Linked DNA regions of Homo sapiens: region 2 is linked to region 1. Evidence: chromatin loops called from intact Hi-C (ENCODE). Cell type or tissue: upper lobe of right lung. All regions are shown on one strand.

Region 1 (4,000 bases):
ACTTTGGGAGGCTGAAGCGGGCGGATCACCTGAGGTCAGGAGTTTGAGTCCAGCCTGGCCAACATGGTGAAACCCCATCTCTACTAAAAATACAAACAATTAACGGGGCGTGGTGGCACATGCCTGTAATCCCAGCTACCTGGGAGGCTGAGGCAGGACAATTGCTTAAACTTGGGAGGCGGAGGTTGCAGTGAGCTGAGATCGCGCCATTGCACTCCAGCCTGGACGACAGAGCAAGACTCCCTCTCAAAAATAAAATAAAATAATAATAATAAAGGCAGATCTTTTTTTTTCTTCTTGGTCTTTTTATCCTATTATAGTAATAATAACTGCATAGTGCATGCTGAGATAAGAGGCAGTGGTCGCTCCAATCACTGCCTCTTCTGATGTCTCGTGGCCTCTTCCCTTCTGTGTCTAAATGTTCCTCTCCTCTCTTTCTCTCTCTCTCTCTTTTTTTTTTTTGAGACAGAGTCTCGCTTTGCCGCCCAGGCTGGAGTGCAGTGGCGCAATCTCAGCTCACTGCCACCTCTGCCTCTCGGGTTCAAGCAATTCTCCTGCCTCATCCTCCCGAGTAGCTGGGAGTACAGGCGTGCACCACCACATCCGGCATATTTTTGTATTTTAGTAGAGACAGGGTTTCACCATGTTGGTCAGGCTGGTCTTGAACTCCAGATTTCAAGTGATCCACCTTCCTTGGCCTACCAAAGTGCTGGGATTACAGGTATGAGCCACCATGCCTGGCTGGATTTTTCAAGAGACGCCTCAAATCCAGACTTCTCCATTGAAAATATTTTGAATTTTTATTTTATTATTATTTCTTTTAGACAGAGTCTCACTCTGTTGTCCAGGCTGGAGTGCAGTGGTACCATCATGGCTCACTGCAGCCTTGACCTTCTGGGCTCAAGCGGATCCTCCCGCTTCGGCCTCCCAAAGTGCTGGAATTACAGGTGTGAGCCACCACAGCTTGCCTTGTTTTTTTTTTTTTTTTGAAACTGGGTCTCACTGTGTCACCCAAGCTGGAGTGCAGTGGCACGATTTCAGCTCTTTGCATCCTCTGCCTCCCAGGTTCAAGCAATTCTCTTGCCTCAGGCTCCAGAGTAGCTGGGACCACAGGCGTGCACCACCACACCTGGCTTATTTTTTGTATTTTTGGTAAAGACAGGGTTTTACCATTTTGCCTAAGCTGGTCCCGAACTCCTGGGCTCAAGTGATCCTCCCACCTTGGCCTCCCGGAGTGCTGGGATTACAAGTGTGAGCCACCGCGCCTGGCCTCGTGCCTTGATTTTTTTAAAGTCAAAGTCACCAGCAAGCCATGAACATTATCTCTCTTCTTAAGGAAGAAAGGGACCAGGGTGGTGGCCTAGGCAACATAGGGAGACCCCGTCTCTACAAATAATATATATATAAAAAAAAACAACTAGCTGGGTGGGGTGGTGCATGGCTGTGGTCCCAGCTACTAGGGAGGCTGAGCTGGGAGGATCCCTTGAGCCTAGGAGCTGGAGGCTGGACTGAGCTATGATGGAGCCACTGTACTCCAGCCTGGGCAACAGAGTGAGACCTTGTCAAAAATAAAAAATAAAAAAATAAAAAATAAAAATAAATAAAAAAAGGAAGGAAGGAAAGGTCTCCTTCACCGGATGTGAACCCTTTTCCCAAATCTTGTGCTGTGTTTCTCAGCCCCCACAGGCAGCTGAAATATGTCATCACCCACCCACTGCTTCCTGTCTGTGTTAGATTTTTGGGAGCTGCCATAACAAATCATCACCAGCTTGCTGGTTTAAAACAACAAGAATTTATTCTTTTATTTTTTGAGACACAGTCTCCCTCTGTCGCCCAGGCTGGAGAGCAGTGGGGCGATCTTAGGTCACTGCAACCACTGCCTCCCAGGCTCAAGCGATTCTTCTGCCTCAGCCTTCTGAGTAGCTGGGATTATAGGCATGTGACACCATGCCCGGCTAATTTTTGTATTTTTAGTAGAGACAGGGTTTTGCCATGTTGGTCAGGCTGGTCTCAAACTCCCGACCTCAGGTGCTCCGCCCGCCTTGGCCTCCCAAAGTGTTGGAATTACAGGCGTCAGCCACCACGCCCAGCCCCCTAAAATTTATTCTTTCACTGTTCTGGATGCCAGAAGTCTGAAATCAAGGTGTCAACAGAGCCGTGCTGCCCCCAAAAGCTCTGGGGAAGGTTCCTTCCTTGCCTCTTCCAACTTCTGGTGGCCCCTGGTGGTCGCTGGATTGTGGCCACGTCACTCCAATCACTGCCTCTTCCATCATCTTGTGGCCTTCTCCCCTCTGTCTGTGTCCAAATGTTCCTCTCCTGTCTCTCTTTCTCTCTCTCATTTTTTTATGAGACAGAGTCTCACTCTATTACCCAGGCTGGAGTGCAATGGTGTAATCTCAGCTCACTGCAACCTCTGCCTCCTGGGTTCAAGTGATTCTCCTGCCTCAGCCTCCCTAGTAGCCTGGAGTACAGGCGTCCACCACCACAACCAGCTAATTTTTCTATTTTTAATAGAGAGAGGGTTTTGCCATGTTAGCCAGGCTGACCTCAAACTCCTTGCCTCAAAATCCACCCACCTCACTCTCCCAAAGCACTGGGTATTACAGGCATGAGCCACCACACCTGGCCTCCTTTTTTTTTTTTTTTGAGATAGAGTCTTGCTCTGTCACCCAGGCTGGAGTGCAGTGGCGCGATCTCGGCTCACTGCAAGTTCTGCCTCCTGGGTTCACGCCATTCTCCTGCCTCAGCTTCCCGAGTAGCTGGGACTACAGGCGCCCGCCACCATGCCTGGCTAATTTTTTTTGTATTTTTAGTAGAGACGGGGTTTCACCGTGTTAGCCAGGATGGTCTCCATCTCCTAATCTTGTGATCCACCCGCCTTGGCCTCCCAAAGTGCTGGAATTACAGGTGTGAGCCACAGAGCCTGGTCTTTTTTTTTTTTTTTTTTTTTTTAACCAACAACCTTATTTATTTATTTTTGAGACAAGGTCTTGCTCTGTTGCCCAGGATGGAATGCAGTGGCACCATCATACCTCACTGCAGCCTCGACTTCCCAGGCTCAAGACATCCTCCCAACTCTGCCTCTAGAGTGGCTAGTACTACAGATACACGCCACCATACCTGGCTAATTTTTATTTTTTTAGAGACAGGGTCTCGATATGTTGCCCGGGCTGGTCTTGAACTCCTGGCCTCAAGCCTCCTGTCTCCTCTGGTCTTGCCCTCCCAAAGTGCTGGGATTACAGGCATGAGCCACCACCCCTAACCCCTCTCCTATGTCTTATAAAGACACCAGATATTGACCAGATATTGGATTTAGGACCTGACCTAAATCTAGGCTGACTTCATCTCAAGATGTTTAACCAATGACATCTGCAAAGACCCTGTTTTCAGATAGGGTCTCATCTGAGGCTCCAGATGGATATGAATTTTGTGGTGACATGACTTAACCCACTGTGGTGCTCACGGTAACCAGAGCTGGACATGAAGTTCTACAGGAACTGCGAGAACATTAGCAGGTACCGGGCCGAGTCATTTCCCTCTATTCCCACCAGGAGGCCTTGTAGTCCTGTTCCTTTTACAACATTTATTTCTTTTCTACTGTGGCAAAATATATATAACTTAAAATTTTGTCATTTTAACCATTTTAAGTGTACAGTTCAGGCCGGGTGTGGTGGCTCACACCTGTAATCCCAGCACTTTAGGAGGCTGAGGTGGGCGGATCACTTGAGGTCGGGAGTTTGAGACCAGCCTGGGCAACATGGTGAAACCCCGTCTCTACTAAAATTACAAAAATTAGCCGGGCATGGTGGCACGCTCCTGTAGTCCCAGGTACTCAGGAGGCTGAGGCAGGAGAGTTGCTCGAACCCAGTAGATGGAGGTTGCAGGGAGCTGAGATCGCAAGATCACGCCACTGCACTCCAGCCTTGGCAACAGAGCAAGACTCTGTCTCAAAAAAAAAAAGAAAAGTACAGTTCAGCAGCATTAAGCACATTCACATCGC
Region 2 (4,000 bases), 160 kb after region 1:
TCTGCTTAGGTTAGAGTAGCGACAGACAAAGGAGGGACTTTTGGGACAGAGGCTCGGTCCCCTTCTGTCCGGCTGGCCCCTCTTCCTGGGAGCAGCCCTGGGGACCCCCAAGATGCCCCCAGGACCGGTCTCCCTCCCTGTATCCTCCCCATCTCCCAGCATCCTTGGCCATGAAGTCTCATTCCTGCCAGCCCTGCCCCGACATGCCTCTGCCAGGTCCTAAACCTAAAGTCTCAGTGGTCGCTCTCCTCTCCCCAACCCCACCTCCCACCTCTGACCGTCTGCGCACTCCATCTGCGTCTCCCCAGAATCTGCCTCTGCTCCGTGCTTCTTCCTCAGTCCCCAGCCTGGGCCAGCCCTTGTTATCACCTGGCTTCTGCCCTCGCCCCCACCTCTGTCCCAACAGTGGCCTGACAGGGCTGCCCTCTGCCACCTGGGTTCCCACCTCCCTGCTCCAGCCCCACCAGTGGCCCTCCTGCCTCTGCACTCCCCACCTTGTCCCGGTCTCCCCCAACACAACCAGGCTTCAACCATTCACCTTGCTCTTCGTCTGTTCTCCCCTGGTAAGGGCAGGGACCTTTGTCTCCTCCACAGTCGTGTCCTCAGGGTCCAGCATGGGGCCAGGCATATAGTAGGCGCTTGGTGGCAAACGACCCTGTGGGGTGCGGGGGCTGATGGGAGCCGGTGGGTGGGCAGGGGGTGACAGAGGTGGCTTCTTTACAGAGCAGCTGGCTGCTGCCAAGGCCCAACAGGAGCAGGAGCTGGCGGCTGATGCCTTCAAGGAGCTGGATGATGACATGGACGGGACGTGAGTGTCCCCTAGTTGGAGCTGCCCACCTTTCCGTGGGCCTGGGTTTCCCTCCCCGCCACCCTCGCCTCTAGAAACCAGCCAGATCCTCCTTGGGTTCCCCCGGCGTGGGGTCCAGGCTGATCCCAAGCCCCGTGTGACCCCGCCTCTTACTCGTGGATGGCCAGGTCCAGGATGCCCTGGGCGAGGAGATAGGGGGACCACCCTCTCCCCAGGAGCTGGGCACAGACCCTCAGCCTCAGGGAGTGTGTCTAGGCATCTAGTGATCGGATGGCTTTTCCCAGCCCCACTACGCTCTGGGGAAAGCCAGACCTGGGTTCGAATCCTGGCTGTGCCTCTGAGCTTGCTGGGTTACCTGGTGGAGGGTGGACTTTTGGGGGCTGAGAGGCACACGGGGAGCCTAGGAGATGTCAGGTGCCAAGGAGCAGGGGGCTTCAGAGGGACCGAATGGGCAAGGGTGGGGGTGGGCTTTGCTGGGTGGGGGACCAAGGCAGATGGCAGCTTCAATGTGCCGGGTCCTGGGGTGGAAGGAGGTGCCACCTGGGTGAGTTGGTAGAGAGGTCATCGGACATTTGGGGGTCCAGGTATCTCCCAGTCCCACCCCTTACTTTGAGCTCCTTTGGGGTCATGGAGTCCTGAGGAGGGGGCAGGAGGGTGGGGAGGCCCCTACACCTTGAGGTCCTGAAGCAAGTTCCAGGGTGGGGCCCTGCAGGGAAGAACAGGTGGGCCACATGGTGCCCCCAACTGAGAGCCACTGGGGCCTCACCCCTCCAGTCTGCTTCTGCCACGCCCCCGCAGGGTCTCGGTGACTGAGCTGCAGACTCACCCGGAGCTGGACACAGATGGGGATGGGGCGTTGTCAGAAGCGGAAGCTCAGGTACCCCCGGCTGCCCCTTGGTTGGGGACTTCTAGGGAGCATTGCCCCAGGGTGACCTCAGGGCACAGGAGGGGGACCAAGGAAAGCTCCTTGCTGGCCTGGGATGCCTCCTCTGGGTGAGCTGGGATGGCAGCCACTCAGGGCCGCTTCCCGCCTGGCAGGACCCGGGATGGAGCCAGGTCGCGCTGGAGCCCGTTTCCCCGCACCTGCCCCCACTCTACCCGCTGTTGAGCACCCAATCCCCTTCCTCCCCCACCCCTGTCCTGCCCTATTCCCCTCCTCCCCCACACCCTCGTCCCCTGTCTGTCTCCTTTCCTATCCTCCTCCTTCCCCGTGGCCCCTGGCTTCTGGCCTCCCTTCTCTGCCCACCCCTGGGTTTCTCCCTCTCCATCTGCAGCCTGGGCCTTGGCCTCTCCCTTGGAGGGCCTGGCCCTCTCTGGTCCTGGGCTCTCTCTTCCTCCATCTGTACGTCCGTTTGTCCATCTGCTTCTCTCTTTCTGTCTCAGTGCCCCCAACCACTCCAGCCCCTGGTCTCCTCCTCCCCTCCCACGGGCCTGTGCTGCCCCCTCCTGGCCGCAGTGCCTCACTGGCGTGGCCCTGGCCTGGTCATCAGGGCCCGGGGCCCAGCCCTCCCGTGCCTGGCACCGCAGCCCGGGTGCCGGGGTGGCCGAGATGGGGGACACGTGGTGGCCTAGATCTTGACACCACCCCCAACACACACAGGCCCTCCTCAGTGGGGACACACAGACAGACGCCACCTCTTTCTACGACCGCGTCTGGGCCGCCATCAGGGACAAGTACCGGTCCGAGGTCAGTGGAGGAGAAGGGAGGGGACTTGGTCCTCCCACCACACTGCCCCCACCCCGCCTCACAAAGGAGCTGCCTCTGGTTCTGGCACCTGGCCACCCTGGCCAGCTGGGTGGCCCCAGCACCCCCCACCGAGACCCCCCGACCCCAGCTGTCGGTCCTCCCTGCAGGCCCCGCAGGAGGGGCAGAGACACCGAGGCTGCCCCTTGGGCTGTGGTGTGAGCCTGAGGGTGTGGGTGGACCCTGAGTCCACAACACCGACCGCACTGCTCACCCGCCAGGCACTGCCCACCGACCTTCCAGCACCTTCTGCCCCTGACTTGACGGAGCCCAAGGAGGAGCAGCCGCCAGTGCCCTCGTCGCCCACAGAGGAGGAGGAGGAGGAGGAGGAGGAGGAGGAAGAAGAGGCTGAAGAAGAGGAGGAGGAGGAGGATTCCGAGGTGCAGGGGGAGCAGCCCAAGGTCCGTGTTTGGGGGAGAAGTGGAGACAGAGAGGGTGGGGGAAGGGCTACTCACTGACCCTGCCCCTGCCCCAGGAGGCCCCACCGCCACTGTCACCCCCGCAGCCGGCCAGCCCTGCTGAGGAAGACAAAATGCCGCCCTACGACGAGCAGACGCAGGCCTTCATCGATGGTGAGGGTGGGCGGGGGCCAGGCTCCTCGGGTGGGCCCAGCGTTTCCTGCCGTGGTGGCACAGGTCGAGGGAAGATCCTGAGCTTAGACCCTGCTCTGACTCGGCCAGCACAAGCCCCAGTATCTTGGGGAGTCCAGGAAGGGGGCCTAGGGTAAGCCAGTCCCACCCTCGCCAGCCCCAAGGGGCCCTTCTGCCTCCCCAAGGGCCGCAGCTTGTTTGTGTCACTCCTGGCCCCACTCGCTCAGGAGCTGGGAGCCTGGGCAGCAAGTCGGGGCTGCTCTATAGCTGGTGAGGCCCTCAAGGCTGTCGGGGTGAAGTCCTTGGCCAGAGCAAAATGAGGGTATGGGAGCACACAGCCACATCCATGGAACCCCGTTCCCCATCCTCCTGGATGGGGTTGAGGACATCTCTGACCTCCAACCCCTCTCCCAGCTGCCCAGGAGGCCCGCAACAAGTTCGAGGAGGCCGAGCGGTCGCTGAAGGACATGGAGGAGTCCATCAGGTAGCGGGGGCTGAGGAGCGGGGACACCTGTCCCACAGCGACTGCTCCTTGACTCCCAGGGGAGCTGGTGATGGGGAATCACTGAGGCAACCACAGGCTGGGCCTGGTCCCTGCAGGGAGGGTCCCTGGGAGGTGGCAGGGAGGACAGCCTGGGCACCATTGCTCAGCCAGACCCTCCTGTGTCTGTCGTCCTGGGTCAGGCACTGGCGTCCCCAGCTGCCCCTTAACCGCTCCGCCTCCCCTTCCAGGAACCTGGAGCAAGAGATTTCTTTTGACTTTGGCCCCAACGGGGAGTTTGCTTACCTGTACAGCCAGTGCTACGAGCTCACCACCAACGAGTGCGTCCCAGGAATGCAGGGGCCCCCACTGGCAGG

What was found. Peaks named below come from ENCODE experiments on the same cell type or tissue, not always from the same donor. Only the 100,000 strongest peaks of a DNase experiment are listed, where the experiment ranks them.
Region 2: a loop joins it to region 1, with 2.6 times the contacts of the local background. A loop is called at or near these places in 86 of 110 quality-filtered maps.

The regions. Positions count from the first base shown.
Region 1 is chr19:11,285,003-11,289,002 of GRCh38, forward strand. No RefSeq gene overlaps it. Among named protein-coding and RNA genes, the nearest start is that of TSPAN16, 9.2 kb to the right of the region's middle. In upper lobe of right lung, CTCF peaks have their summits at 1,821 and 3,518; no DNase peak of the experiment used is centred here; H3K27ac peaks cover 1,064 bases.
Region 2 is chr19:11,444,666-11,448,665 of GRCh38, forward strand. PRKCSH (PRKCSH beta subunit of glucosidase II) reads left to right here. Exons shown (of 18, transcript NM_001289104.2): 8 at 724-808; 9 at 1,607-1,685; 10 at 2,409-2,495; 11 at 2,774-2,953; 12 at 3,028-3,124; 13 at 3,557-3,626; 14 at 3,875-3,964. Among named protein-coding and RNA genes, the nearest start is that of PRKCSH, 11 kb to the left of the region's middle. In upper lobe of right lung, a CTCF peak has its summit at 2,255 (motif pointing left); a DNase peak (open chromatin) is centred at 2,266.